2 separate regions of the Homo sapiens genome follow, and region 1 is linked to region 2. Evidence: read pairs that join two places in POLR2A ChIA-PET (ENCODE). Cell type or tissue: PC-3. All regions are shown on one strand. Links, peaks and the distances in the headings refer to the core of each region. The heading gives the core; the rest is flanking DNA. Region 1 overlaps LOC105374020 (a long non-coding RNA gene). Region 2 overlaps ALCAM (activated leukocyte cell adhesion molecule).

The links. Peaks named below come from ENCODE experiments on the same cell type or tissue, not always from the same donor. Only the 100,000 strongest peaks of a DNase experiment are listed, where the experiment ranks them.
Region 1: POLR2A ChIA-PET joins it to region 2 with 7 read pairs; 1 of 35 experiments calls an interaction of 5 or more read pairs at or near these places.

What each region holds. Positions count from the first base shown.
Region 1 is chr3:104,427,740-104,444,519 of GRCh38, reverse strand. The region is part of intron 1 of LOC105374020 (a long non-coding RNA gene); the gene reads left to right. Among named protein-coding and RNA genes, the nearest start is that of MIR548AB, 910 kb to the right of the region's middle. In PC-3, for the core only: no CTCF peak of the experiment used is centred there; DNase peaks (open chromatin) are centred at 6,419 and 7,219; H3K4me3 peaks cover 3,853 bases; H3K27ac peaks cover 3,100 bases.
Region 2 is chr3:105,377,545-105,394,324 of GRCh38, reverse strand. The region is part of intron 1 of ALCAM (activated leukocyte cell adhesion molecule); the gene reads right to left. Among named protein-coding and RNA genes, the nearest start is that of ALCAM, 19 kb to the right of the region's middle. In PC-3, for the core only: no CTCF peak of the experiment used is centred there; a DNase peak (open chromatin) is centred at 6,844; H3K4me3 peaks cover 1,401 bases; H3K27ac peaks cover 4,037 bases.

The DNA of each region.
Region 1 (16,780 bases), core at 4,744-9,743, 950 kb after region 2:
TCCACACCCCGACCTCTTATCTCTGTGCCCCAACCCCTTTTCCCACTTTTCTGGAAGGTAAGAACCCCCGAACCCCTTCTCTCCATTTCTCTACTCTCTCTTTTCTCTAGGCTTGCTTCTTTCACTATGAGCAAACTTCCACCCTCCATTCCTCCTTCTACTCCCTTGGCCTGTGTTCTCAAAAATTTAAAACCTCTTCAACTCACACCTGACCTAAAACCTAAATGCCTGATTTTCTTCTGCAATGCCGCTTGACCCCAATACAAACTTGACAGTAGTTCCAAATAGCCAGAAAATGACACTTTGAATTTTTCCATCCTGCAAAATCTAAATAATTCTTGTCATAAAATAGGCAAACAGTCTGAGGTGCCTGACGTCCAGATTCTTTTACACATCAGTCCCTTCCTAGTCTCTGTGCCCAGTGCGACTCGTCCCAAATCTTCCTTCTTTCCCTCCTGCCTGTCCCCTCAGTACCAACGCCAAGCGTCACTGAGTCTTTCTAATCTTCCTTTTCTACAGACCCATCTGACCTCTCCCTTCCTCCCCAGGCTGCTCCTCGCCAGGCGAAGCTAGGTCCCAATTCTTCCTCAGCCTCTGCTCCTCCACCCTATAATCTTTTTATCACCTCCCCTCCTCACACCTGGTCCGACTTACAGTTTCGTTCCGTGACTAGCCCTCCTCCACCTGCCCAGCAATTTCCTCTTAAAAAGGTGGCTGGAGCCAAAGGCTTAGTCAAGGTTAATGCTCCTTTTTCTTTATCCCAAATCAGAAGCGTTTAGGCTCTTTTTCATCAAATATAAAAATCCAGCCCAGTTCATGGCTCGTTTGGCAGCAACCCTGAGACGCTTTACAGCCCTAGACCCTAAAATGTCAAAAGGCCGTCTTATTCTCAATATACATTTTATTACCCAATCTGCTCCTGACATTAAATAAAACTCCAAAAATTGGAATCTGGCCCTCAAACCCCACAACAGGACTTAATTAACCTCACCTTCAAGGTGTACAATAACAGAAAAAAGTTGCAATTCCTGGCCTCCACTGTGAGACAAACCCCAGCCAAATCTCCAGCACACAAGAACTTCCAAACGCCTGATCCGCAGCAGCCAGGCGTTCCTCCAGAACCTCCTCCCCCAAGAGCTTGCTACACGTGCCGGAAAGCTGGCCACTGAGCCAAGGAATGCCCGCAGCCCAGGATTCCTCCTAAGCCGCGTCCCATCTGTGTGGGACCCCACTGAAAATTGGACTGTTCAACTCACCTGGCAGCCACTCCCAGAGCCCCTGGAACAATGGCCCAAGGCCCTCTGACTGACTCCTTCCCAGATCTTCTCGGCTTAGCAGCTGAAGACTGACACTGCCCGATCGCCTCGTGAGCCCCCTAGACCATCACGGACGCCGAGCTTCGGGTAACTCTCACAGTGGAAGGTAAGCCTGTCCTCTTCTTAATCAATACGGAGGCTACCCACTCCACATTACCTTCTTTTCAAGGGCCTGTTTCCCTTGCCTCCATAACTGTTATGTGTATTGATGGCCAGGCTTCTAAACCTCTTAAAACTCCCCAACTCTGGTGCCAACTTAGACAATACTCTTTTAAGCAATCCTTTTTAGTTATCCCCACCTGCCCAGTTCCCTTATTAGGCTGAGACACTTTAACTAAATTATCTGCTTCCCTGACTATTCCTGGACTACAGCTATATCTCATTGCCACCCTTCTTCCCAGTCCAAAGCCTCCTTTGCGTCCTCCTCTTGTATCCCCCCACCTTAACCCACAAGTATAAGATACCTCTACTCCCTCCTTGGTGACCGATCATGCACCCCTTACCATCTCATTAAAACCTAATCACCCTTACCCCACTCAACGCCAATATCCCATCCCGCAGCATGCTTTAAAAAGATTAAAGCCTGTTATCATTTGCCTGCTACAGCATGGCCTTTTAAAACCTATAAACTCTCCTTACAATTCCCCCATTTTACCTGTCCTAAAACCAGAGAAGCCTTACAAGTTAGTTCAGGATCTGCGCCTTATCAACCAAATTGTTTTGCCTAGCCACCCCATGGTGCCAAACCCATATACTCTCCTATCCTCAATACCTCCCTCTACTACCCATTATTCTGTTCTGGATCTCAAACATGCTTTCTTTACTATTCCTCTGCACCCTTCATCCCAGCCTCTCTTTGCCTTTACTTAGACTGACCCTGACACCCATTAGGCTCAGCAAATTACCTGGGCTGTACTGCCGCAAGGCTTCACAGACAGCCCCTATTACTTCAGTCAAGCCCAAATTTCATCCTCATCCGTTACCTATCTCAGCATAATTCTCATAAAAACACATGTGCTCTCCCTGCTGATCGTGTCCGATTAATCTCCCAAACCTCAATCCCTTATAAAAGAACAACTCCTTTCCTTCCTAGGCATGGTTAGTGTGGTCAGAATTCTTACACAAGAGCCAGGAGCACACCATGTAGCCTTTCTGTCCAAACAACTTGACCTTACTGTTTTAGCCTAGCCCTCATGTCTGCGTGCAGCAGCTGCTGCTGCTTTAATACTGTTAGAGGCCCTAAAAATCACAAACTATGCTCAACTCACTCTCTACATTTCTCATAACTTCCAAAATCTATTTTCTTCCTCATACCTGACACATACTTTCTGCTCCCCGGCTCCTTCAGCTGTACTCATGCTTTAAGTCCCACAATTACCATTGTTCCTGGCCTGGACTTCAATCTGGCCTCTCACATTATTCCTGATACCACACCTGATGCCCATGACTGTATCTCTCTGATCCACCTGATATTCACCCCATTTCCCCATATTTCCTTCTTTCCTGTTCCTCAACCCTGATCACGCTTGATTTATTGATGGCAGTTCCACCAGGCCTAATCGCCACACACCAGCAAAGGCAGGCTATGCTATAGTACAAGCCACTAGCCCGCCTCTCAGAACCTCTCATTTCCTTTCCATCGTGGAAATCTATCCTCAAGGAAATAACTTCTCAGTGTTCCATCTGCTATTCTACTACTCCTCAGGGATTATTCAGGCCCCCTCCCTTCCCTACACATCAAGCTCGAGGATTTGCCCCACCCAGGACTGGCAAATTAGCTTTACTCAACATGCCCCGAGTCAGGAAACTAAAATACCTCTTAGTCTAAATAGACACTTTCACTGAATAAGTAAAGGCCTTTCCTACAGGGTCTAAGAAGGCCACCACAGTCATTTCTTCCCTCCTGTCAAACATAATTCCTCAGTTTAGCCTTCCCACCTCTATACAGTCTGATAACAGACCGCCTTTATTAGTCAAGCAGTTTTTCAGGCTCTTAGTATTCAGTGAAACCTTTATATCCCTTACGGTCCTCCGTCTTCAAGAAAAGTAGAACGGACTAAAGGTCTTTTAAAAACACACCTCACCAAGCTCAGCCACCAACTTAAAAAGGACTGGACAATACTTTTACCACTTTCGCTTCTCAGAATTCAGGCCTGTCCTCAGAATGCTACAAGGTACAGCCCATTTAAGCTCCTGTATAGATGCTCCTTTTTATTAGGCCCCAGTCTCATTTGACACCAGACCAACTTAGACTGTGCCCCAAAAAAACTTGTCATCCCTACTATCTTTTGTCTAGTCATACTCTTATTCACCATTCTCAACTACTCATACATGCCCTGCTCTTGTTTACACTGCAGGTTTACACTGTTTCTCCAAGCCATCACAGCTGCTGATATCTCCTGGTGCTATCCCCAAACTGCCACTCTAAACTCTTGAAGTAAATAAATAATCTTTGCTGGCAGGACTATGCTGAATCTCCTTAGGCACTCTCTAATCAGATGCCCTAGGTCCTCCCAATTCTTAGACCTTTTATACCTGTTTTTCTCCTTCTCTTATTCCATTTAGTTTTTCAATTCATACAAAACCGTATCCAGGCCATCATCAATCATTCTATACAACACATGTTTCTTCTAACAACCCCACAATATCACCCCTTACCACAAAATCTTCCTTCAGCTTAATCTCTCCCACTCTAGGTTCCCACGCCGCCCCTAATCCCACTCGAAGCAGCCCTGAGAAACATTGCCCATTCTCTCTCCATACCACCCCCCAAAATTTTCACTGCCCCAACACTTCAACACTATTTTGTTTTATTTTTCTTATTAATATAAGAAGTCAGGAATGTCAGGCCTCTGAGCCCAAGCCAAGCCATCACATCACCTGTGACTTGCATGTATAAGCCCAGATGGCCTGAAGTAACTGAAGAATCACAAAAGAAGTGAAAAGGCCCTGCCCCGCCTTAACTGATGACATTCCACCATTGTGATTTGTTCCTGCCCCACCTTAACTGAGTGATTAACCCTGTGAATTTCCTTCTCCTGACTCAGAAGCTCCCCCACTGAGCACCTTGTGACCCCCACCCCTGCCCACCAGAAAACAACCCCCTTTGACTGTAATTTTCCATTACCTTCCCAAATCCTATAAAACGGCCCCACCCCTATCTCCCTTTGCTGACTCTCTTTTCAGACTCAGCCCGCCTGCACCCAGGTGAAATAAACAGCCATGTTGCTCACACAAAGCCTGTTTGGTGGTCTCTTCACACAGACACGCATGAAATACATACTATGCCATTTTATATGAGGGACTTGAGCATCCTAGGATTTTGTTATCTGAGGGAGTCTTGGAACCAATCCCTTATAAATACAAAGGAACAACTGTATTTACATATTTTGTTTAAATAAAATTATATTTCAGTAGGGAGGGCATGTTTTTATATCACTGTTTTGCAGATTTGAGAATTGTGGTTCAGATAAGGTGACTAACCTGCTGAAGATATTTAGCTAGAGAGTGTCTGACAGTTGAGTTAAAAACTCAGGGGTTGTGGGGAGAGGAAGACATGAGGATAAATAGCTAACGCATGGGGGCTTACCTAGGGGATGGGTTGATAAGTGCAGCAACCACCATGGCACACATTTACCTATGTAACAAATCTGCATGTCTTGCACATGTATCCTGGAACATAAAATAAAATAAAATAAAATAAAATAAAATAAAATAAATAAATAAAAAACTCAGATCATCTGAAATTTTTAGAACAGACCTCTCATGATATGTTTGAAAATTAGTCACTTTCATCAGGTCATCGACCAAAGATTCTGAAACAAAGTTCAGTTATTTAGGCTGTTTTTTATTTCAACACTTGATTTAGTGCCTTGTATTAAAAGTAATGGCAAAAACCACAATTACTTTTGCACCAACCTAATACTTCTGGTTTACACAGTTGCTGGGAAAACCCCCTGCCACAACCAAGAACTGCCCCCAATAAGTAGAAGGAAAGCTCAGACCAAACAAAGAGGCAGACTTCTCCAGGTTGGTAGGTGGTCAAAGATTTATTCAGTAAAAACTTGCATAGAAAGATAAAGGGGCGGTCTTGGGCAGCAGCAAGATGTGGTAGATCTTCCAGCTTGTGTTGCAAGCCTCTCTAGTCTTTTCTACCATGAGAAGAAAAGGGAAAGAGAAAGGAGGAAAAAAAGTCACTTATGGCATGTTAGGCTATCTGGCTGTTTTCTTAATCTATTTACTCTCTGCTTAAAGGGATTGTTTGTGTTCTCTACAATCTGGTCAACATTCTTTAGGGGAGGAGGGGATGTTTTAAGCAGCATCAGTTTTCTGGGTCCTCTGTTGGCTGAATCCCATAACTCCCTTGCTGTCACACACCCAGTATACATTTTCACAAAATTAGTGCAAAATATTTCTGCCAAACTTTTAAAACTCATTTCCGGAAACTCAATCTCTGTAATGTCTTTAGATAACATTGAGCAGTGTGCCAGAGATATTCTCCAGAGCCACTGAAATGGATGAGGAAGAAGCTGTACCCTTTCACTTCAAGCATTTAAAAGAATTTGCATTTTCAAATTTTTTCCCTCCACACTTCCTATAGCTGTTCACTAAGAAGATGGAAGCTAATAGTAATTCCACCTTGGTTTCTTTACACTTGAAAAATCTAATCATATCTTCTCCTTCTGCATCATTTTGAAAAGTTTTGTGTGAGTCTTGTTTAATTAAGGCGAGACCTCACAAAATTCTATTATTTCATATAATTTTATCTTCTATATTTTTTTTATGTTTGATATTCTCAGGGTTTGTTTTTGATGTGGTGATAATATTAGAATCCAATTTTGATTTTTTAGTATTTTACTCTGCTAAACCTCACAAAGTATGCTTGTTTGTTTTATATATTTTTTTAGAAAGGTGCTTGCTCACAAAGATCTACTCTCAATGAAGAGGATTTTACTTTTATTATGCTAAAGTAGGGTTTCTGGATCTCAGCAATATTTACATGTTTAACTGGATAATTCTTTGTTCAGTTAGCAGAATCTCTTCTATTCACTAGATATTTGTGGCATACCTCCAACCTCCAGCTGTGACAACCAAAAATGCCTCCAGCCATTGCCAAATTCCATTTGCATAATGCAGGGTTTCTCATCAAGGCAGTTTTGTCCTGCAGGGAACATTTCTACAATGAGGGGAGAGCCTGCTACTAGTATGCACAGGAGAATCCCTATAGTGAAGAGTTATCTTGACTAAAATGTCAACAACGTTAAAGTTGAAATCCCAGTTGGTAAATCTGTTACAGCTCTTTATTTGAAGTTAAAATAGAAGATTGACTTCTCTAGGATAAAAGCTTTCAGGAAAATCTCACTGTAGTTTAGGTGTATGGTAGAAAGTAAAACAAGTTATATTGCCCTATGATTTCAAAATCCTGTCTCTCAGCTTTCTATGTTCATGTCTATCTGTCAAATTCTTACTTGCTTCTACACTTAGCAATATTACAACTGTAATAGAATCAGGAATATTCTCTCTCACTGTAAACACCAGTTTTCACCCAAAATAAGCACTAACTGTACTTCACAGAAAGATACAGCAGTTTCCTGGGCAGTCACAGCCTTTGCAAGGCTGAATCCTCTCACTCACCTATGGAACCTTCTGGTTATATGCTGCCTTTGATGCAAATTTAACTATCCCTGTCTGTTCAGTATTCCAGAAAGTAAATGGACTCCGGACTCCTTAAGGCTGGCACTGGACAATTTTTTATCAGTGCATCCTTCTTTTTCCTTTTTTTCCCACATAGGAGGCAATGGATCTTAGAAAGGGGCTGAAAATCCTATTACATTCTGGAAGAGCAGCTGTCTCTTCACCACCCGCCTATTGCTTCATGCTTGTACTCTGATCTGCTATAGTTGCTGCCTTCTGAGAATTTATGAGCTATGAAGTCATCACGGACTTCTTAGCCAGCTCTCAACTTGTGGCTTTGCATCAAATAGTCCTTCTAATCCTGACAAGTGAAGGGAATATTTTTTTCCCCATGAGAATTCATAACTTTCTCTCGAGCTCTTCCTTTTTAAAAAATAACTTTTTCTATGCTGGCCAGAGAGCCACTACCAATTTTCATTAAGTTCCTTTTCCTTAGGCATATTTATAATGTTTCTTCTGCCCACCTTGCCTTCCAGTTTCACCTCCGTGTGTTGTATATCCTACTATTACATTATGATCTAACTATTTTTTAAGAGTAGCTCTTTCACCTCCCATTTAAATTCTTCTGACAAAGCAATCTATTAAGCCAATAGAATAAGGATTTTTTTTCTAAAAATTCTGTTATCGAAGACTTACTGAATGAATATCTGTCATTACCTCACCCTTTTTTTTCTTTTTCTTTTTGTTAGTTGAGTTTCTCAGTTACATAACCACCTCATAGCCTATATTAATGCACTTCCATCAAATTCTGTGGTTTAGGTTAAATATTTCTTGTATTTGTAATTAAGTTCATACATAAATAAGCTTCCAGATTTAGTTTCTTGTGCTGTAAAGCCTCATATGATTCTGGATTTAGCCATCTGGGTTTATACTCTTTGACACTACTTATCTGTACCCTGGTATATGTCAGGGAATTAAATCTGCTCCAAAATTTAGGTTACATGTAACTTGGTAAGTTGGGCCCAATTACAGGCTTTTACCTTAGAGAGTAAAACAAAGTAACACAAGCAGAGTCTCTGCAAAATTTCTAGCAGTCTTTTGCAATACTTAGACTTTTCTATTATAACAAGAATAATTTAAAATTATTTAAAAGTGCTGGTAAGCTACTTGATTCAAAAGATAGGATAGAACATGTGACTAGAGTAGTGATTCTTAGATATTTTTTGGCACAGGTCTTTGAAAATGTGGTAACACAAATTTTCTCTTTAGAATAAAAGAACTTCAAATTTCAAAGAGTTTGTTGACAGTGAAACTTTCCATGTTGATCTTAGTTGTCCATGCATAGAAAGTTAAGAATCTCTGTACTGACTTTAAATATCAGGAATCAGGTAGGGGTTTTCTATGCAGTCTCTGTCTTATAAACTATTTGTCCAGAAATATTTCATTATTCTCTTAAAATGCCACCAACCAAGCAAATATAATGGTAGCAATCTCCATGATTCAATCATAAAAAAAATTAACAAGCAAAAATGTACTCTAAGTTTTTCATTGCAATTTCTATGAATATGCTTCAATCTAAAGATATTATAACTAGGAACTAGGCACGAATATGGAAAACAGATAAATTTTCAAATACACTGAAAGCATAACTTTGATATTAGAATTCAAAATATACATTAACATGCAAAGAAGTGATCATAGAATAAATAGCAAAACTAAATTCAATGGACTAGATACTTGGTACTATCCACTCAGAACTAAAGGACATTGATAGAGAATTTTTTTTTTTACTTCAGCTTAGGTAAGTTGTTATATATACATATACATATACATATATATACACATTTATACATATATATATATATAGAGAGAGAGAGAGAGAAATAATGAGAGCAAGGGCAAGCAGAGAGAAAAAGAGAATGCTGTGGTTTGAATGGGTCCCCTCCAAAATTCATGTTGAAATTTAATCCCCATTGTAGTGGCATTAAGAGGTGGGGCCAGGAGATGATCAAGTCATGAAAGTAATGTCCTTCCGAATAGATTAGTGTCTTATAGGAGGCCTGGATACATTAGCTTAGGCCCTTTTGCATTTCTGCCTTTCGATGAAACACTAAGGCACAATCCTGGAAGCAAGGACTAATTTCTCACCAGATACTAAACGTGCCAGGGCCTTCATCTTGAACTTCTCAGCCTCCAGAACTGTGAGAAATAAATTTCTATTGTTTATAAGTTGCTCACTCTCAGGTATTTTGCCATAGCTGCACAAACAGACTGATACAGAGAGAGAGAAAAAAAGAGAAAGAAAAAGAGAGAGAGATACATCTGTCACATTTGCTTAAAATTTCAAAGCTCTAACACTAATTCTTCCCCATTAATTCTTTGTGATTCTATTCGTATTGGCTTATTTTTTAAATGTCACTAAATAAGTCGAGATAATACAGATTTCATTTTCTACTGCCGATAACCTTCCGTTAAGTGATTGTTCATTGACCAACAAGAAGCAGCAGCGTTGCTGAAAGTCACATATTATCCAGGTGTTTGTAGTCCTTGAAATTTGTTATCACAGTAATTGTTTTCAACACCACCTTTTTTAAAAAGGACTAACTGTTTTAACTTAATGACCCTTGTTTTGCTGCAAAATAATTCCACATTTTAAAACATATTTATATATCTGATAGTATTGATGTTACTAAATTTATGAGGTAAAGGTAAAATGGTTAGAAAAAAAATTACTTAAAGTAATCTGAGCAAAGTGGTTCATACCTGCAATCCCAATGCTTTGGGAGGCCAAGGTAGGATTGCTTAAGGCCAGGAGTTCAAGACCAGCCTGGGCAACATAGCAAGACTACATCTCTACAAAAAATAAAATAAAATTAGCCAGTTGTAGTGGTGAGTGCCTGTGTTGCTACATACTTGGGAAGCTGAGGCAGGAGGATCACTTGAGCCCAGGAACTTAAGGCTGCAGTGAGCTATGAGCTCAACACCGCACTCTAGCCTGGGCACTAGAGTGAAACCAGGAACTAGGCACAAATATGGAAATCAGATTTTAAAAAAATTACTTAAAATACATTTCCTTTGTGTTGTTTCCTGTGACTTTCATTGTTGTCGCTCAGCATTTATATAAAGACCTTTGTATTTTCAACTTTTGACAGTTATGAACAATGTCACTGACAATATAATATTTTTCTAAATAAGAAAATATTTTAATTTATTTAAATATTTTTCAATTAACACAAGCATATATATATATATATATATATATATATATATATATATATATATATATATTTAGTTAGCCACAACTGTGCAAACTTTCAAGAAATAAGGGGAAGAAATCTAACAAGTGCTGGCTCACTTTGTTGGACTTTACCTCAATCCTCTACATTTTCTGATCTAACAAATTTTCGTATGGCAATTTTAGAATAATGCTCAGAGGAAAAGACCATGCCAATTTAAAAATTAATTAATTAATTTTATTTTAAGTTCTGAGATACATGTGCATGACATGCGGGTTTGTTACATAGGTAAATGTGTGCCATGGTGGTTTGCTGCACTGATCAACCCATCATGTAGGTATTAAGCCCCACACGCATTCACTATTTATCCTGATGCTCTCCCTCACTCTGCCCCCTTTACAGGATCCAGTGTGTATTGTTCTCCTCCCTGTGTACATGCGTTCTCATTGTTCAGCTCCCACTTATAAGTGAGAACATGCAGCGTTTGGTTTTCTGATCCTGTGTTAGTTTGTGGAGGATGATGGCTTTCCAGCTCCATGTATGTCCCTGTATAAAACATGATCTCATTCCTTTTTATGGCTGGATAATATTCCATGGTGTATATGTAGCATATTTTCTTAATCCAATCTATCATTGATAAGCATTTAGGTTGATTCCATGTCTTTGCTATTGCGAATAGTGCTGCAATGAACATACACGTGCATGTATCTTTATAGTAGAATAATTTATATTCCTCTTAGTATATACCTAGTAATGGGATTGCTTTGTCAAATGGTCTTTCTGGTTCTAGGTTTTTGAGGAATTGCCACACTGTCTTCCACAATGGTTGAATTAATTTACATTACCACCAACAGTGTAAAAGTATTCCCATTTCTCCACAGCCTCACCAGTGTTCGTTGTTTCTTGACTTTTTAATAATCACCATTCTGATAGGTGTGAGATGGTATCTCATTGTGGTTTTCATTTGCAGTTTTCTAATGATCAGAGAGGTTGAGTTTTTTTCATATGTTTATTGGCCACATAAATATCTTATTTTGAGAAGTGTCTGTTCATGTTCTTTGCCCACTTTTTAATGGTTTTTTTTTTTTTTTTTTTTTTTTTTTTTTTTGTAAATTTGTTTAAGTTCCTTGTAGATTCTGGATATTAGACCTTTTCAGATGGAGAGATTGCAAAAATTTTCTCCCATTCTGTAGGTTGCCTGTTCAATCTGATAATAATTTCTTTTGCTGTGCATAAACTTTTTAGTTTCATTAGATCTCATTTGCCAATTTTTGCCTTTGTTGCAATTGCTTTTGACATTTTCATCATGAAATCTTTGCCCGTGCCTGTGTCCTGAATGGTATTGCCTAGATATTCTTCTAGGGTTTTTATAGTTTTGGGTTTTACATTTAAGTCTTTAATCCATCTTGAGTTAATTTTACACAAGGTGTAAGGAAGGGGTCCAGTTTCAATTTTCTGCATATGAAATTGTGTCAATTTAAACAGCATAGAATTCGCTGTTTAAATTGCTATACATAGAATCAGTTGATCTAGAAAATTTATCAAGACAAAGCCAATTGTTTGTACACAAATTAATCTCTTTTTATGTTGTTTAGTGAGCTCTACTGCTGAGGAAAAAGGAGAATTTTATATGTGAAATTAATATAGATATTTTGGAAGTATTTTGTCTCCTTAGAATGGAAAAAATTATTCCAATACTTGTGAAACTTACTGACTGTTATTTCCTTTTGACAACTTATACAAAATATGTTACAATTAAAAGAAATCTAGAGTACATACCTAATGATTTTGAATTCTAATATTAGAAGAAATGTGTGAAATATAAGGATTTGTAATTTAATCAATAATTTCTATCAAACAAAATATTAATTATTTAATTAAATGAATACATACTGAATATGTACTTTGTGGATTAAATACAAGTCAGGCTCAGTATGTGCTCTTGATTTTGGAAAAATAGATATAGGAAGTCAATAAATGGATATAGCTATATCAAGGAGTTTTAAGGTCCATAGGATCAGATATTAAGACTCACATTATGGCATTTTAGTATGAAGTTTAGGTTTTGTATATGAGATATACATGCTATGCAGGTCTCTAAACATCAACTCAAACATCAGCTGCCTCTGGGAGCTCAATAAGAGTACTAGAAAATTAGTAATTAAATCATTTTTTAACGTGGGTACTACTTCCATATAGAATATGCTATAAAGAAACTGAGAGGAAAACAAGGATTGTATTTAATATAGCAAGTAATGTATAAAAGACGTCAGTGTCTTACAGAGAGGTAAAACAAATATAGATACAAATGAAACAAAAAAATGGGTGAAAAGCTAACTTTAATGTAAATTGTTTTTTAAAAAAGAACCATTGATTTCAGCCAAACTGGAATCACTGGTCTAGACAAGTCCTCTAACTTAGGCTGCTATAAAACTGGAAAATGTATATAAAATAACAATTTCTGGTCATTGGAAAATAGTTGACATAGAATGTGCAAAACCTATACATGGAAAACTACAAATCATCTGAAGAGATACTATAGAAAACCCAATGTAAAGAAGGTGTATACTATGTTCATGGAATTAAAAACTCTAAATTGGTTAAGATGTCAAATCTCTGTGAATTACTTCATAGATTTAACATAATTCCCATAAAGCCTTAACACACTTCTTTCCCAAAATTAACAAGCTAATTACAAAAATTTAAATGAATGATTAGTCAAATTCAAATGAATAGTCAAATAAATCTATAAAAAGGAGGAGCTAGATGAATAATACCACCACCAGAGTTTAATCTACTATAAAGTTACATTAATCAAGACATTGCAGTAAGAATCTATGAATAAACAAAGTGACAGCAAAAGAGAATAGAGTTGAGAAATAGACCTATATTTCTGGTCATTTGGTTTGTAACAAAGTTGCCAAGGCAAATCTATAGGAAAAAAATATTATTTTAAAATAGTAATAGAAAAACTATCCATGGGTGGTGGTGGTGGTAGGGGTTGAAGGATAAATCTCAATCCATACCTCACATGTACATGAAAATTAATTTGAAGTATGCAATAAACCTAAACGTGAAAGCTAAAATATAACATCTCTAGAAGAAATTGAAGAATAATATCCTGCAACCTTGGGGTAGGAAATAAGTTATTAATCAAGATGCAAAAAAATACTAACCATAAAAGAAATGAATGATAAATTTGACTTAAAATAATAAGATTAAAGTCATGCTTTTTCAATGTCATTTCTAGGAAAATGTGTAGGCAAGCCACATTTTTGGAGACAGCACTATTAATACATATTTTGATAAATGACTTACATCCAGAATACATAAAGTACTCCTCAAAGTATTTGATAATAAAAAGGCAAACAATCCAATAAAAATGTACAGGATACTTGTGTAGTCTCTTCGTATAATATGTTTTACAAAAATTGTATGAAAATGAAAAGTGAGCCTCTTTTTTTATTTTAACAATGCAAATTATAATCCAATGTGATTCATATACTTTAAAATGAATAAAAGTAAAAATACCAATTTTGGTGATGTTTTGAAGCAACCAAACTCCTAAATGTTGCTAGATATGCAAAATGCTAATGTGCAGTGGTACCACTTTGGAAATAATTTTGGCAATATCTTATGCAATAGTTATTTTCCTTTCCAAGATAAATGGATATACATGACTAGACTACTGCATGCTAAATGCTCCTTGAAGTTTTATTCACAGTACACCCAAGCTAGAAACAAAATATTCTTCTTTTTCAACAGGACATTGGATAGATATAATGTAGTATATTCCTGCAAAGTAATGGTACTCACCAATATACGTGAGCTACTAATATATTCAACAATGTAAACAGATATCAAAAATATGCGGAGTGAAAGAAGCCAGATTCAAAAGAATATTTTCTGAGTTTTAAAGATTTACATGAAGTTCTACAGCACACAAAACTAATATTTGGTAAAGAATTCTGATGAATAATAATCAAAAATATAGTAAAATAATAAATCATACATTCAAGAAATATTTTTTGCAGGCTGCCTACATGGCAGATCCTGTTATTGAGGGATAACAACACACACAGACTCTCCTTTTTTGTGAATCTTATGTTTTAGAGAGAGAAAGATAAAAATAAAGAGAAAAAATGCAGAGGATGTCAATCAATATGCACTAAGTAGTATGAAGAAAAGACCAGGAGGGCATGTTGGGAAAGCCTTTTTGAGAACAGTAACTTGGAGAAAGGACAGAAAAAATAAAAATCTGTTTTTATAAAGGAGAAAGGTATTCTACTGAACAAGAGGAGCAAGTGCAAAGTCCCTGAGAGAAATGAATGCCTGGATCGTTGAAAGAACAGTAATAAAGCCAGTGTTACTGGACTGCACTGAACAAGAGGAGAAGTAGTAAACAAAATCAGTGACAAGGCCATGGAAGTGTGTATGAGTCAGGGTTCTCTGTAGAAACAGAAACAATAGGACATAGCTAGATATAGATGTAAAGGTATATAGATACAGAGATAAATACAGATATAAATAGGAGGAAGGTTATCATAGAAATTGGCTCACGTGATGATGGAGGCCAAGAAGTTCCGTGACCTACCATCTGCAAGCTGGAGAAACTTGAAAGCCAGTGCTGTAATTCAGTCCAAGTTTGAAGGCCTGAGAACTGAAGGAGTGGGGAGCATCGGTATAACTCCTGGTCTAAAAACAAAAGCCAGAGAACTAGGAGCACAGATATCTGAGGGTAGGAGCAGATTTATGTCTCAGTCAAGTAAAGACAGAATTTATCTTTCCTTTGGCTTTTTGTTCTATTTGGGCCATGGTCAGCCATGTTGTTGAATTAAGTCTTTAGAAGGTCTGATCTTTGATTAGATGAGAATACGACAATTATGCAAAAACTAAATAGTAATGGGGATCTTCTAAATTTGAACTCAAACCATTCATTTTATTAATCTCTGAAGCAGATCTTAGATTCATTTATAATTTTCTCTGCAAATTAAATTTCTTCATTAGCTACTGGAAATTAATCCCCAAATAAGGTTGTCATAAATAGTCTAAAGTAAAAAATTATTACGTTAATCTTTTTTCAAATTTTTTGTTCCACCTTATTTCACAATTCTTCTATGTAAGCCAAAGAAATTCTGCAAGCTTGTGGAGCTGTGGCTTCTTGAGTAGCTATGGTCTTAGTATCTTACTGAAATGGGCTAGTTCCTAAATAAATTTTTGATCAATAACAAGGTGCCGATATTCTTCACTTTAAAAATCCATAGATATGAAATTCATTCCAGCACTGGCACATCTTCCATAAATTTGGAAAATGTCTGAATTTTGAGCACCAGTGCAGTTACAAGAGGCAAATTTTTCTTTTCAGACGCCCATACTGAGTGCTGCCAAAGACCATACAACAAATTCAATGGTATCTGAGGAAGGGGCAAAAAGGGAACATCTGGGTTTCAGCTTTGCCGAAGTACCAGTTATTTATGTAGGTGTCTAGAGTCCATGGTTTGTGAATATAGGATGGATTGGGAAAAATCTTACATAAAGAGGTTAATTATGCCACTAGGTTTAGGATATCTGGGGGGAAACTCCATTATGCAAATGTTCCTTCACTTAGAACAGCATTTGAGATATTTCTGCCTTCTGGCAAAGTTTAGAAATTTGCAATGGTGACAGTCTCAATCACCAAGTCTTATTTGACAAGCCTTTCTTTCTCATCCAGCGTATTCAAACTCTTAATTTACAATTCTCCTTGGAGCCCCACATTTTTGGCAGGACAACACTGCATGGCAGGACAACACTACATGGAGGTAGTCTCTGCTAGTGACATGGCCTTTACTATCTCTTGTGAGCAGTCCTCTCTATCCTGTGCCACATGGCAGCTTAAGCATATGAACCTCCTCTCTCAGGCAAGTTTCTCCCAACCCCACATTGGTTTCAGCTGGAAATTTATCCACTAGGGTTTTCTGAACTAAAACTGCTATTGATGCATCTGTCATGTGCTTCTTATCATGCTTTTTTGTTTTTTTGAATAATGCAGAAATTTGATAGCATTTCTTTCTGCTACATTCTTTTTTTTTTTTTTTACATTAGGGAATTTTCTATAGTGGCATATGTCTTTAGTATTTTTATTTCCCTTTTGGAAGGCTTAGTTGAAGTTATAATAGCTTAAACCATTTGTAGTTCAACTCTGTCCTTGCCTATCCAAGGTAGTTTTTGTTGGAATCTTTTCCATTTCCATTTCCATTTGCTTCCTGTCTCAGATATTGTTGTAACATATCCTTTAAGGTTTGAAATTGAGGGATCTCCCATAATTCAAATAAGGTTTCGTAGTCAGTGCCTTTTGTACCTACCAAAATCATCAATTCAAAAAATGTACTTACATTCATTGAATAATTCTGCCCAGAAGGTTTTTCCCATGGGGTATTTGCTTGATAAACTCTAGCCCTGTCTCCATCTATTTTTATCCTATCTAGCTCCTCTTTAACATATTTTATTATTTATCTTCTCTTAGAATTTTAATTCCATATATTCATAATTTTATATCCTTAGGACACTCAGGAAAGAATAGGATTCACATACACAAAAATGATGTCACCCTGA
Region 2 (16,780 bases), core at 4,930-9,929:
CTTCCGCGTAGCTATGTATGTCCTTCTCAGACACAGACATACATAGGTAGTGAGTCATATGTCAGGGAAACACATAGCAAAGTAAAATGCGAAGTAAACAAAATTAACCGATTACTTTAAATTATTTTGTATTAGTGGATTCAATTGTCTAAGAATAAAATTTTAATCTTTTCAGCTTTAGGAGGCTTACAGGCTGTTACCATACTTAGTCAAAGTACTATAGTACTTGGCTACTAGTGAAAGTACCATAGTACTTGAATACTGATGTGAACCTCTTGAAAGAATGGACTCGAAATATTTTGTAAAAATACACAGGCACAAAATAACAGTATTTTGATATTACTGACTGCTTTTCCAAATTTGCAATTATCTATATTTGAGTGAGCTTAAAATAAAAATTTAGATAATATAAATTCCAAATCATGTGGAAAACTTACATGTATCTTCATGGAAATAAATAATAGGGCTTTTTGTATTTATTTGTTTTGTTCTTCTGTTGTATTTTGACTTATAATGAAGAATTATGGTTATAGAAGGTACCAGACATCAAATAGTCCTAAATCTAGACACTGTATTTCATTCATGTAGTATATTTTACTTCAAAACACTGCTTTCCAAATGCTGGTTTTCCAAATGTCTCAAGTCAGACATAAGGTTAAACAATGTAAACAATTTCTTTATACCAGGAGTTAGCAAAGCTCATTTCTATTGTGAATTCTAAGAGTGAGTATAAGTATATGCCATTATAAAATTAATTTGGTTGTGGTCTAATTATCTGGATCACAAGAATTTAGGAAATACTTCTCCAGAAATACTATGCCACAGCTTTTAAAATAATCCATTGTATTAAGTGTGGTTCAACAATCTTGAGTGTCAAAAAATTATTGATACAAAATTTAAATTCCTCTTATGGTATGTTTTCTTCTCATACTTGCTCGCCATAACATGTATAAATTTATTTCTACTGAAGAATATTTGCACTTCTGTTAACTGTATGTTTGGGTGATTTTTTTTTTAGTAGATATCCTCTAGGCTTACATTGTTACATTTGCAAATCACTTCAAAACATCAATCAAGAAGCAAACTATGCAACTTCATCTTAAATGTGATTTAACTTAAACATAGACTAATATAAGAATGGCAATAAAAATGAAAGATCATTTTAATTTCAATATGTTTGTAGGTTTATTGTAACAAATAAGAAAAAAATTCGCAAGCCTAACGGGGAAAAGAAACAAGCAACACATAAAAATGAGCACAACTGTTATCCTAAAGTTTCATAGGAACTATAACCAAAATTCCTAATTTCTCAATTCATAATAAATAAATTACTATGTGAGAAGATGTATCTTGTCTACAATTTTGGTAGTAATACTGTTGTTACAATAATTTTGCACTACAATCAAACTAGAACTCAAGATCAAGAAACTCACTCAAAATCACACAACTACATGGAAATTGAACAACCTGCTCCTGAATGACTCCTGGGTAAATAATGAAATTAAGGCACAAATCAAGATGATCTTTGAAACCAATGAGAACAAAGAGACAGTGTACCAGAATCTCTGGGACACAGCTAAAGCAGTGTTAAGAGGTAAATTTATAGCACTAAATGCCCAAATCAAAAAGTTAGAAAGATCTCAAATCATAAACCTAACATCACAACTGAAAGAATTGGAGAACCCAAAGCAAACAAACCCAGAAACTAGCAGAAGGCAAGAAATAAACAAGATCAGAGCAGAATTAAAGGAGATAGAGGCATAAAAAAACCCTTCAAAAAAATCAATGAATCTACGAGCTATTTTTTTTAAATAATAATTATAATAATAAAATAGCCTGCTAGCTAGACTAATAAAGAAAAAAAGAGAGAACAATCAAACAGACATAATAAAAAATGATAAAGGAGATATCACCACTGAACCCACAGAAATACAAACAACGATCAGAGAATACAATAAACACCGTTATGCAAATAAACTAGAAAATCTAGAAGAAAAGGAAAAATTCTTGGATACATACACCACCCCAAGACTAAACCAGGAAGAAGTGGAATCCCTGAATAGACCAATAGTAAGTTCTGAAATTGAGGCAGCAATAAATAGCCTACCAAACAAAAAAAAAGACCAGGACCAGAAGGATTTACAGCTGAATTCTACTGAAGGTACAAAGAGGAGCTGATACCATTTCTTCTGAAACTATTCCAAAAACTGAAAGACAGGGACTTCTTCCTAACTCATTTTGTGAGACCAGCATTATCGTGATACCAAAACCTGGCAGAAATACAAAAGAGGAAAACTTCAGGCCAATATCCCTGAAGAACACTGATGTAAAAATCATCAATAAAACACTGGCATACTGATCCAGCAGCACATCAAAAAGCTTATCCACCACAATCAAGTTGGCTTCATCCCCAGATGCAAGGCTGGTTCAACATACATAAAACAATCAATGTAATTCATCACATAAACAGAACTAAAGGAAAAAAACCACAATAATTATCTCAATAGATGCAGAGAAAGCCTTTGATAAAATTCAGCATCCCTTCAATAAATCAGGTATTGAAGGAACATACTTCAAAATAATAAGAGCCATTTATCACAAACCCATAGCCAATATCCCACTGAATGGGCAAAAGCTGGAAGCATTCCCCTTGAAAACCGACACAATATAAGGATGCCCTCTCTCACCACTCCTATTCAACATAGTACTGGAAGTTCTGGCCAGGGAAATCAGGCAAGAGAAAGAAATAAAAGATATTCAAATAGGAAGAGAGGAAGTAAAACTGTCTCTCTTTGCAGATGACATGATCCTATATCTAGAAAACTCCATCATCTTAGCCCCAAAGCTGATAAGCAACCTCAGCAAAGTCTCAGGATACAAAATCAATGTACAAAAATAAGCAGCATTCCTATACACCAACAATAGACAAGCAGAGAACCAAATCATGAATGAACTCCCATTCACAATTTCTACAAAGAGAGTAAAATACCTAGGAATACAACACACAAGGGATGTGAAGGACCTCTTCAAGGACAACTACAAACCACTTCTCAAGGAAATAAGAAAGGACGCAAACAAATGGAAAAACATTCCATGCTCATGGATAGGAAGAATCAGTATAGTGAAAATGGCCATACCGCCCAAAGTAATTTGTAGATTCAATGCTATTACCATCAAGCTACCACTGACTTTCTTCACAGAATTAGAAAAAAACTACTTTAAACTTCATATGGAACCAAAAAAGTGCCCATATAGCCAAGATAATCCTAAGCAAAAAGAACAAAGCTGGAGGCATCATGCTGCTTGACTTCAAACTACACTACAAGGCTACAGTAAGCAAAACAGCATGGTACAGGTACCAAAATAGATACATAGACCAATGGAACAGAACAGAAGCCTCAGAAATAACACCACACATCTACAACCATCTGCTCTTCGACAAACCTGACAAAAACAAACAATGAGGAAAGGATTCCTTATTTAATAAATGGTGCTGGGAAAACTGGCTAGCCATACGCAGAAAATTAAAACTGGACCCCTTCCTTATACATCAGACAAAATTAACTCAAGATGATAAAGCATTAAATGTAAAACACAAAACTACAAAAACCCTAGAAGAAAATCTAGGCAATACCATTCAGGACATAGGCATGGGCAAAGATTTCATGACAAAACATCAAAAGCAGTGGCAACAAAGGCAAAAATTGACAAATGGGATCTAAGTAAACTGAACAGCTTCTGCACAGCAAAGAAACTATTATCAGAGTGAACAGGCAACCTACAGAATGGGAGAAAATTTTTGCAATCTATCCATCTGACAAATGTCTAATATCCAGGGTCTGCAAGGAACTTAAAGAAATTTACAAGAAAAAAACCCAACAACCCCATTAAAAAGTGGGCAAAGGATATGAAGAGATAGTTCTCAAAAGAAGACATTTATGCAGCCAACAAACATATATAAACAAAGCTCAAAGTCACTAATCATTAGAGAAATGCAAATCAAAACCACAATGAGATACCATTTCATCCCAGTCAGAATGGCGATTATTAAAAAATCAAGAAACAACAGATGCTGCAGATGCTGGCAAGGCTATGGAGAAATAGGAATGCTTTTACACTGTTGGTGGTAATGTAAATTAGTTCAATCATTGTGGAAGACAGTGTGGTGATTCCTCTCAGACCTAGAACCATAAATACCATTTGACCCAGCCATCCCATTACTGGGTATACACCCACGGGAATAGACATCATTCTGTTTATAAAGATACATGCACAGGTATGATCATTGCAGCACTATTCACAGTAGCAAAGACATGGAATCAACCTAAATGCCTATCAATGATAGGCTGGATAAAGAAAATGTGGTACATACATACAATGGAATACTATGCAGCCATAAAAAGGAATGAGATAATGTCTTTTGCAGGGACATGGATGAAGTGGGAAGCCATTATCCTTAGGAAAGTAATGCAGGAACAGAAAGCCAAACATCACATGTTCTTACTTAAAAGTGGGAGCTGAACAATAAGAACACATGGACACAGGGAGGGGGACAACACACAATGGGACCTGTTGAGGGGGTAGGGGGGAGGGACAGAATCAGGATAAACAGCTAATGCATGCAAGACTTAATACCTAGATGATGTGTTGATAGGTGCAGCAAATCACCATGCCACACATTTACCTATTTAACAAATCTGCACATCCTGCACATGTATCCTGGAACTTAAAATAAAATTAAATGTAAAAAATAAAAAATAATACTAATTTTGCACTAGTAGTTTATTTTAAAATAATGTACACATTATAAATATTCAAATCAGATAAAGCATATACTTAAAAAATAAGAAGGCTTCCCTCCTATCTCATATTCGCAGGCCTCCCTTTCAGAGAAGCCCATTATTAAGGTTCCTGTGTGTTTTTTAGAAAAAAAAAAAAAAAAAAAAAAAAAAACTATGTATATATGAGCATACAAGTAGGTATATGGTTTTGTGTGTTTCAAAACACATTCCGTTTTAAGCAAACATACCACACACTGTTTTGCGTATCTTTCTTTCTTACTTTCATCCCGTATTTTTAATAAATAAGGATAAAGAAAATTGTAGTGGGATAATTTTCTACATAACAGAAATTTTTTCCTCTTTTCTGTTTGAATGTGTCATATTTGTCATATTTAGTACACCATACCTTCCACTTTTCTTGTGTAAATAATAAATAGCTAACATTTCTGAAGTCTGTTCTACTTGCCATTCACTTTGCTCATCATTTTCCAAAAATTATCTCACTTTGTTCATTCAACAAAGAATTCATATAAATACTATTATTCTCCTCATTTTACAGACAAAGAAATTGGCTTACAGATTTTACTTGCCCACCACTTAAGTTACTTGTTTCAATTATTCTTTCTTCCATTTTTCTTTCATGAAAGCCTTAACATACTCATTCAATCTTTACTATCTAAAACGTGATTGTAAAATCTCATAGTTTTGAATCCTCAAGAGCTAAAGATCCACAGGGTGTGATTAGGACCATTTGGAATCTAATTATTAAGTTCAAAATATATGAATTACATATTTTTTAAAAGAAAAATATCTGGTTTCTTAACCCTAATAAGTTTTCCTAGAAAAGTATTTCTATAACCGAATATTTAGTGAAGCTTCAAGTCCAACATCCCCAAAATAAAAAATCATAAAGAATTTGAAACAGAAGGAATCTTAAATTAGTTTATTCCTATTAAGTTACAGATAAGAAAAATGTTGCATTTATTACTAAATTTATCACCAAATTTACCATCCTTTTATACTAAACTAAGTTTAAAGAGACAGCAGAACATCTCTGCTTGGAGTATGGTATATGTATAACATTTTGTAATACTCTAAGAGGTAGAAGTCCCTGAGTCTTCCTCAAAAGTAGCATTTCAAATTTGAGGAACTAGCTTTTTCCTTCAGCAATTGCATGCTGTTTTGTTTTTGTTGTGGGACAGTCGTCTGTGGAGATGAAGAATCATGGATCAGTGTTCTCATCACAGCTATTAATTCACCTTTTACTTCTTCCTTCTCCAGGTCTTTTCCCTTCTTTACAACAACTGTATTCTATAGGTTTAATCATTTTCTTTTCTCTGAACCAAATCTAATTGCTCTATTTATAAATATAACATTATACTCTCCCAAAAATTTTGTTCAGTGTTAAACAGAGGAGAGGTTGTACTTCCTTGTCTTTTTATTTTCCACACTCTGTTACTGCTTGTTTATACTGTAATGCATTTTTATTCCTATGTCTCAATTATTTTATTTATGGTGCATGGTGACTGGGAAATCTCAATCTGCAAAATGTTACATGCTTAGTGCTTCATTATGGATACTGATGAGAACAAAAAAGTGCAAATATTAAAAAAAGAGATAATGCAAATATTATTTTTATTTGGCAGTAGAATAAAGTCTCACAACCACACGGAAGGGAGCCCACTCAGCTGTAGCCTAATGTCATTGTATAAGCAAAGAAGCAGAACAGAAATATGAAGTGATTAACCAAAATCTCAGGGCTGCTGGTAAAGGCAGGACTGGGTCTCCTGTTTTCTTCTCCAGCCTTTCATATCCCTCTGCCACTGATCACTACTAAAAGCCCTCAGCAAGAAGGAAGTTCCTGGTCTCAATTATTAACTTGACAATGATCCTGGTAACCGTTACTGATTCAACAATGATGAACCAACACTCAATACTAAATATTTTTCCGTTTAATCACTAAATAATAGAGTTAGTGACGCAGACTATTTACATAGAATCTGTTTTCTTAAATTCTTTCTTATTGTATTGTTTGTGAAGCAACTATATTTAACAATGTAGGTATGTAGTGAACAAGTACACACAGGTTCTGCTGTGAGAATCAATGTTTTTTTTTTTAAGTTAGTAGTACCTTCTGTATCCTTCAAACATCTAAAGAGAAAAAGCTAATAGATTGTGCAATATTTCCAGAAGGCAAAGTAAACATGCAACAAAAAAGTAAAGTAAAAGATGATCTTATGTTTGAAATGTTTCTGAGCTTTGTTTGATGGTTTCTTGATTGTGTGTGTGAGTGTGTGTGTGTGTGTGTGAGGGTGGGAAGGATTATTTATTTTATTTCTATTTCCGCCTGCCCTTCCCTATAGCAGCAACCTCATTTGGACGCTCAGCCTGTGAGACTACTACAGACTGCTGTGGAACATATAATTAGTCCTCAGTTATTCTAAAGATTTATCTTGTGGAAAAAATCTCAAGATTTCTATTTGGAGAATAACGTGGGGTAAAAAGAAGAGGCAAACTGAAAATTTGTCAATTTGAACTGTCACGAACATTCAATATAATTTTAAGTAGGGTGAGGCTGAAACTATTGGAAAAATAACATTTATTGGGTAATTTGCTCATGTAACCTTTGATGGGTGCTTTCAGATGAAAGAGTTAAGATCAAAAGAACAGCATTCCAAACATTGGGGAATATACTTGGAAAAAGAATATAATGATACTAGTTATCTGGTCATTCCTGAATTAGCGCTTTGCATCTAACATGTATACTTCTTTTAAATATTCCTAACTTGATGGGAAAGAATATACTTTCCACACAAATTTAATTTTAAATGAAAAAACCTTCAATTCACTAAGGAAACAATTACAGATATATATATATATATTTATGGTGGTATAATGACAAGCCCAAGTCTAGACTGTCAGGAAGCAGGGTCTAATTTATGGTGGTATAATGACAAGCCCAAGTCTAGACTGTCAGGAAGCAGGGTCTAATGCTAGGGACCCATGGGGAATAGGGATAGGAAGGTAGGGTATAGAGAAACATTTGCACACACTAGACATTTAGGGTAATGTCTACAACCAATGAGGATGGATTTAATTGGGCTCTATTTTTGAAAACAAAACAAAACAAAGAAATCTGTAACTGGAACCAAATCCATTTATGCCAGCCTTGAGTATTTCTATTCAGTTGGCCCATGCATAAACCATTGTGCAGTTGATTCAAAACAGATGTAGAAGCACCTGTTCTAACAAAAGACATTTTACTGATTCACTTCTGTCTTCCTAACTCTGCTTTTCTAATATTAATTTCTTCTTCCTTCAGATTTGTTTACCCAAACTTCCCTTTTCAGAATTTGAGAAGTCACCTACTTGTGTCTCTCTTATACTCATTTCTTAATTTTAACTTCCTCTATAGTCTTGGAAGGTCAACTCTTTGGGTGAAGAGAAGCAGATGCTCACTGCCCAAGTCTTATTTCAGGCCCACCAATGCCTAAGTTTAGAGCAGATCATTCAATAGTATGTGCTCCATTCACCCATGAGGGAGTAGTTTTGAAAACACTGGTTTTCTAGATTCTCACTGGTTCAGTTATGGAACTGAACCTATATAGACAAGTCTTCAGCACCCACCACAGATCTGAATATATTCAAATGCACTCTGTTGAAAGCCAACATGTGCATGGCATATTTATGTAATTTTACTATTAAGTAACATTCTTTAGACTATTTAACTGAGCTTTAGTTTCACTATAGAATTAAGCAGACAAATACAATTCAGAATTCCTAAAACTTAATAAAGAACCATAAATTCACATCTGCTGTTGTAAAATTTGACACACATTGTTAAATTTGGACCAAAATGCTCTGGATTTCAAGACATATTTGCATCAGAATTTCTCTGTAGGAAGTTTCTTTCCAGCCATTGCTCTTCCCACTTCGAAATAAGAAATTAACTGAATGTTAGTTATCGAGAAGAGATTCAAATTTGGGCTTACTAGAATGTATTATCAATTAAGCGTCATGGCAAAGCAGTAAAGAAAATTTATTTTACATCATGATGCTACTGGTCCACATAAACAGTTTGTTGTAATTTTAAATAGCAAGTTCCTTTTCATGCTGGCTTTTCATCTTATCTTTCTTTCCTCTCTGAAGAGAGGTCCACTCATTCCTCTCCCCTTTCTCATCAGTACAAGCTGCTCCTTTAAGCTTCACTTGTCCTCCAGCTTTTACAGAATACTCTCTTTTACAGAAATCACATCTTTTACTATAAAACTTGGCTTTTCAATCTAATCCTATTTACATATACTAAAATAAGGCTTGTTAATAATGAAAATTATTTCACCACATTAACCCTAGATTCTATTTCCATGGAAAATTGAGAACTCCATATATTTTTATATGTTTGTGGAAAGATTATTTTGTTGGGTGACAACATCAAGAACGTGAAGCCTAGATTACATGCCAAGAATCCAGGAACTAGACAGTATTTGTCTTAGAAATGGGTGACATTTTTTCAAGTAATAGAAAAGATTTTTTAAAAAATTGTCATGTAGCCTCTTTGATTAATCCAGAATCTTAACTGATCACTGATATGGCCCAATTAGGTTTATATATTTCAACAAAGAGAAAGTCTTGTTTACTTGGCTTTATTTGATAATGTCTTTGCTCTGGCTACTTCTTGATACATAAACTATACTGCATTCAAAGTCCTATATTTAAAAGGCTGAAAGTGAGATTACAATTTATAATTTAAAAAATTAAAAAAGAGTCACAGTTTTTAAACTTAAAATTGGTTATACAAATATATTAGCCATTCTTTCGTAAAGTACTATTTTACATGGAGTACAGCAGGTATTTAATAAACGAGAGTTATCAGTGGTAATGTGTTGTATTTATATTGGTTTATCTGGACAAGTATTTTTAATAATATATTAGAAAAGTCTTAGAATTTCTGGGCAAGAATTCAGAAGACAGCTTGCCTCAGAGACCAAAGAAGTAAAAATTTACTAACAAGGTAAATTGGGAAGGTAATATGGGAATTGGCAGAGTAAAACCATGATATAGAAGTTAAAATTCTGAAGGACTGGGAAGGATCAAAAGTAAAGTAAGGAAATAAAACAAAGCTTATAAAAAAAGGACTTAAGTTGAAAGATTATAAGAATTTAAGATTATTTTGTCCAGAGAAGTGACACCAGACTTAAAACTATTAAGTTCTCAGCTATTAAGTACCATTGAATAATGAGATCTGTGATAAATCCAATTCTGCACTGTTTTTATCAGTAAAGACTTATTTCTCAAAATGATATGTTGGTTTCAAGAGCACAAGGTTTATTTTTCAGTAAAAATGAAACATCATTCAAATTTATATAATTTTGTTAAGTTAGTGACTGAATTTTAAAGTTCTCTTTCAATAGTCAATAGTTTTGTAAAAATAAAACCAGATTTTCTCCAAATTTTCTCTAATATTTTACTCTCAAAAGCATCCAAGACATGGTCCACAGTACAGATGTATTTTCAGTGGTACAAATATGTTAAATACTGCCTGCGTGACTGATCAATCTGCTTATGAAGTCTTTTCTATATTATTTCTGCTAGATTATGAGAAATGCCGTGATCCAAAGGTTTAATCTATTAATTAAAAATAGAAGAACTAATATTACCATTAATTTACTTCTATTTTGAATGTATGTCTACAATTATCCTGTGGGAGAAAAAGTAGTTTTAGTATCTTCACAAACCTACAGTTTTTAAAATAAATTAGTTTAAATAAATTTCTATAATTCTCAGGATGATCTCACATTTAATGAACAGACTATGTTCAATATGGAAACTCAAGAAGAGTACTTATGTTAACTTGGATTGGCACTCAGAAGAAATCTAACTTTATTCCATTTGTTTTAGCACTCAATTTGCATAGCATGGGTAGAATAAGGCAAATTCTTTTTAGGACCATATTTTAGGAGAGTTGTCATTCCCTCAATTTTTAAAAGAAATTGAACAATTTTCTCAATGTAGATATTTCTTATTCATACAACATTATATGTTGTTGTTTAAAATAGGCTTCATTGATAATTATGAAATGTAATTTTGACTAATGCCTTTATTCAATTGTCATGTATGTACTGAGAAAGTTCTATGTATCAGTAGACTAAGAAATCTAATTTTGACTAATGCATTTATTCAATCATCATGGGTGTGTACCGAAAATGTACCATGTATCAGTAGACGCTGGGTAGAAAAAAGATTAAGTAGACACAGCTCCTGCCTCCAGGAATATAAAAATTCACTAAGGGAGAGAGAGAAGAATGAATAGGCAATACATGAAATGAACTCTGGAACTACAGAGGACAGGCACCTTAGAGAGATCAGGGAAGAATTTCTGGAGGTGATGGCATATAAACTGTGTTCTGAAGGATAGGGATACACGTTATTCAGGCAAAGAAAGGGTGATTGAGAGGGTGTGAAGCAAAGGGTGTTCTTGAATAAGACAGAGACGTGAATAACAACCCACTCAGGAAGCAGGAAGGGCATGGCACATTTAGAAATATGGCTAGCACATGGAATTCCAAGAAAAATTGTTCTGAGAAATGTAAGAAAAACTTTAAATGCTATATTAAGAAGTTACTATTTTACCCTGACTATATTGGGAAGTGTCCGAAGTATTTGAAGCAGAGCAGTTATAAGAGTTGATTCATCTGACAAAGGGCTAATATCCAGAATCTACAATGAATTCCAACAAATTTACAAGAAAAAAACAAACAACCCCATCAAAAAGTGGGCAAAGGATATGAACAGACAGTTCTCAAAAGAAGACATTTATGCAGGCAAGAGACACATGAAAAAATGCTCATCATCACTGGCCATCAGAGAAATGCAAATCAAAACCACAATGAGATACCATCTCACACCAGTTAGAATGGCAATCATTAAAAAGTCAGGAAACAACAGGTGCTGGAGAGGATGTGGAGAAATAGGAACACTTTTACACTGTTGGTGGGACTGTAAACTAGTTCAACCATTGTGGAAGTCAGTGTGGGGAGTCCTCAGGTATCTAGAACTAGAAATACCATTTGACCCAGCCATCCCATTACTGGGTATATACCCAAAGGACTATAAATCATGCTGCTATAAAGACACATGCACATGTATGTTTATTGTGGCACTATTCACAAGAGCAAAGACTTGGAAAGAACCCAAATGTCCAACAATGATAGACTGGATTAAGAAAATGTGGCACATATACACCATGGAATACTATGCAGCCATAAAAAATGATGAATTCATGTCCTTTGTAGGGACATGGATGAAATTGGAAATCATCATTCTCAGTAAACTATGGCAAGGACAAAAAACCAAACACTGCATGTTCTCACTCATAGATGGGAATTGAACAATGAGAACACATGGACACAGGAAGGGGAAGATCACACTCTGGGGACTGTTGTGGGGTTGGGGGAGGGGGGAGGGATAGCATTAGGAGACATACCTAATGCTAAATGACGAGTTAATGGGTGCAGCACACCAGCATGGCACATGTATGCATATGTAACTAACCTGCACATTGTGCACATGTACCCTAAAACTTAAAGTATAATAATAATAATAAAAAAGAAAAAATAAATAAAAAAATAAAGTAAAATAAAATATGACAATAAAAAAAAGAGTTGATTCAGATCTTACATCACTCTGATGGCAGAGGGGAGAAAAGATTAGAAGGGACTAAAGTTTGAGAAATATGTTAGAAAATGTTTACTTCTTTTGGTTTCTTAAAATATGATCACTGGGCCCTATTTTATTATTGTGTAGACTCTGAATCTACAGAGTCTACATAAATGTCTTTCGAGCACAGTCACTTGTATACTCCTAAGTTACCTATGGCCTACTTACACTAATGACCTAAAACAATTGCTTTTAGACACTGTAAACTATAGGCTGCAAAGCATCTCATTTTTAGCTTCAAATTCACTTTTAAATTTATATTTCAACCTCAAGATTGCAATGCAATGATGTTTCATTAACAGATGGGAACTATGACATAATGAATATGATACTAACAATTAATGGATAAAGTCTTGGAGTTTGTGAATGGTTTATTTGTTTTACAGAGTGAGTAGATTCAAGGTTACGCCCCATAAAAACATGACATCACTCTCATTCAGATTCTCTTTTTTGAGTGGAAAGAAAGGTAGAGTGGAGAGGAGCTACAGCTGGCAATTTTATAATTCTGAACCTGTGGCCTCTCTTCTTTATGTATAATATCTATGTGAATCAGTTGGGTGTATAATCGTATTTTGGGGAAGTGGGAAAGATTAACTGAGATTTAATTTATTTAAATACTTGAATAATACTAACACCTCTTAAGAGCTTACTACTGACAACCACACTGTTTAATGAACTTTATGTGTATTAATTCATTTAACTTTCACAGCTATCCTACAAGATAGGTGCTATTATTCCCATTGCATAGATTAGGACAGAAGAGGGTTTAAGCAACTTCCCCAATGCCACCCAACTGGGAAACTGGAGAAAGGAGACACAGGTTTCAAAACTAAACAATTTGGCTACAGACACCATATTCTCAAACTCTGATCTATAATGGAAAGTAAGCACAATAAAATGGGCACTTACTTTAAAAGGTATTTTAAATTGTGATTTGTTAAAACTGTGATGAAGAACCCACAGGCCTTTATCACAAAGCTCCTTTCCCAGTATGGCCGTCGTGACAGATAATCTAATTTCAATATGAGATTTTTAAATCTGTTTCTGTGTTGACAATTCTTAAATATACCAGAGAATTGGACGATTTCATTTACTGATATAATTTTAGTAATAAATTAGGAGGTCTAATGTGTGATATTATACAATTTTCTATAGAATGTAATAAAATCATTTCCATTTCAAATTTAAAAATGAGGCCCATCATTGAATTTTTTTTCCTTAATTAGACTTCAGGTAAAATTATTGCTCAACACTGACTCAAACATACAAGTGCGCGTGCATATTCTTCTTCTAAATCAAAATATAGTTTTGAATCTTAGAATTTTTGAGCTGTGAAGAAATCACATGGTACAATACTTCCATGAGAAAAATGAACCTCATAAAAGGTAAATGAATTGTCAGGGTCACACACAGAGTGGATAACTCCCTTATGTAGAAACATCTTAGGAGATGTCTTATAAAATTGAAACCATTTAAATTTTTTAACCATGTTAGTGGATTTTTGACAAAATTATAAATTTTTGAACAAAATCAACCCAACAACTTCTTTCATCATAACAAAATTAAAAGGTAAAGTAATAATAGATAAGATGATGAATATCAATTTAGCTTGAAAATACAATTTGGGATTACCTAAATCAAGGGAATATATGAGAAAATAAAAAAGGAAGAAGACCATTTCCATGTGGAAATCTGTAACCATTTGGTTAAAAATCTAGGCAGAGTAATTTTAAAAGATTTTGTCTACTATTCAAATATATAACAGTTTTAACTTAATAGCTACCACAAAATTAATATGAAAACATGCATTATTTTATCACTAGAAATGAACTTTTTTCTCTTTTGATGCCTTGGTGTATTAAAGTATGTTTCTCAAGAGTATACCTACTTTAATCATGTCTAGTGAGTTATTATGCAAAAGGTACAAAGAACTAAGAACTGGGGCTTTAAAACACATATTATTTGTGGAAGCATTTTTTGAATTATATGAATAGAAAGAGGATACTATTCACTTTCCAAAATATCCTTAATATTAAAATTATAGGTTTTTAATAATGTTCACTATTAAATTAGAGGTCATTGGAAAATCATAATAAATGGAAGCATCCTACAGTGCTCATAAAAGGGAAGCAGTGGAGCTCCCTCTATTGAATTACACTTGAGAAATAATGTATTTAAAATCATAATTTTATTATCAAAATGACAGCATTGTAACAATCGGAAATTTTTCTTTCTAAGTTCTAATATTTTCAAATTACAGAAACACATATAATAATGTCAATTTCTGAGAATAATATAGTGCATTACATATGTCTTTATAATTTTAACACGTGTTTTTTTCTCTTTTTTTTGTGGAAAATTACATTTTAAAGCTATAATTTTCAATTATGTTCTTTTGTTTTTCCTGAGATGATAAAACTGAAAGGTTACTTGACATTCATTGAGATTATGAAACATTCTAATAAAATATACTTTTCAGTTTAGTTATGGAAGCCCAAAATGTATTCAGATGGAACTGAAATATTTCTCAATCAGTAAAATGAAGTATTTCACAAGTTTTTCTGATGTGAATAACTGATATTATTAGGTTACTGAAAAATGTGATTCATAATGATTATTATTTGGTTGAGTGTCTACAATGTGCTAGGCACTGACAAACATAATATAAATTCATTACCTTCTTGAATATTCCTACCAAATGAACTTGGCTGCTATCCTCAATTAACAAATGAAAAAACAGACAAAAGCTAGAAAGCAAACTCATGCTCTGATCCATAGCCCAAGCTCTTGAGCTGTTATATAAAGAAATCTATGCTATGCAGATTTCAGTCTGGAGTCTCTGAGCATAGACAGTTCATGAAGATCAAGCCTGGAGAATAGTCTTCTTATACCGTGGAGATACGGCCATACTGCCTACCATCAAATCACTACTCAAGCAGTTCAAATCATTTCTAACCAAACACTTTGGATGGATTCTAGAAAATGATAACCTCCAAACCATACCCTGAAACCCTACTCCTTTTTTACTATTTTATAATCTCTTTTAGAAAGGTGGCATTTTCTAACAGCAAAGAGGAAAACAGCTGAGTGGATAAAGGTTTTGTTTTAATAAACAGATACGTATTTGCCATTCTAGTATGATCAGAGAAGCTATTTAATCTTATACTAAACAAGCATTTCTCAAAAAAAAAAAAAAAACTATTTGAGAACTAGCCAGTATCCATTGAGGCTGGGTGGAACAGGGGATTTATGTAATGGAGTAAATCCAAATATAAATTACATTTTACTCTTAGATCTGATATCAAAACTGTTATTCATACTTAGATCCATGACCATCTCTGCAAAAATATAAAACCTATACCTTAAAATCACCATAAACATTCTTCTTAGAAAGTGTTGTACCTATCACCAGGTAGGGAAAATGCTTGCAGAATAAAGTATAAGTGCCCCAGATTTGAACATCTAAACTAAATACCAGGCAGAAACTGCTTTACTCATTAAATTACAGTATGTGCATACAAACATTACCTCCATTATGAATATTTATCATTTGTTTAAAAATATTACTTTCGGCATATAATTTTTCAAAACTATATATATATATCCTGCTATTTTCTATGTAAAAGTGACTAAAATAGATTTTATTCCTACTTTCCTTAATGGGTTAAAAAATTACAGGTGAAAAATATTTAGTGGCACTGATTTTTAAAAAAATTTGTAAAATATTGTACTTTTTATCAGTTTATACAAAATTCTGACAAGCTTTGTTGGAAGAATTGTTCAAAAGATGATTTACTTAAGGCTTAAACTTGTTGGAATAATTGTTCGAAATATGATTTACTTAAAAATAACTGAAGTTTGTTTAGTAATGACTATTATACAGGGTTTACAAAGTGGCATTAGTCAGACCACCCATAAAATGTATACTGTACCTACAACGAACTAATACAAATATTTGGAAACCATTTCTTTGTGTTGAAAAGCAGTATTAAATTCACTTATGGCTCAAATGTGGCTGTCTCTTAATCCTGATTGTACAGAGTATTAATTTTACAAAATGGAAGAGGTTATGGCTTATAATTATACAGTTTATGTTCTAAAAGTTAGCAATCTTATGTAGAAAGAACAATAATAAAAATTCATGGTAAATACCTGTCTTTTCCCATTTCTGGCCCAATCTCATGTATAATAAAGTTAGGCACCAATATAGGTTTTGCCTTGTATGTGAGTGTATATGCCTACTACTCCTATAATTCTAACTTTTCCAATAAGCTTTAAATAAA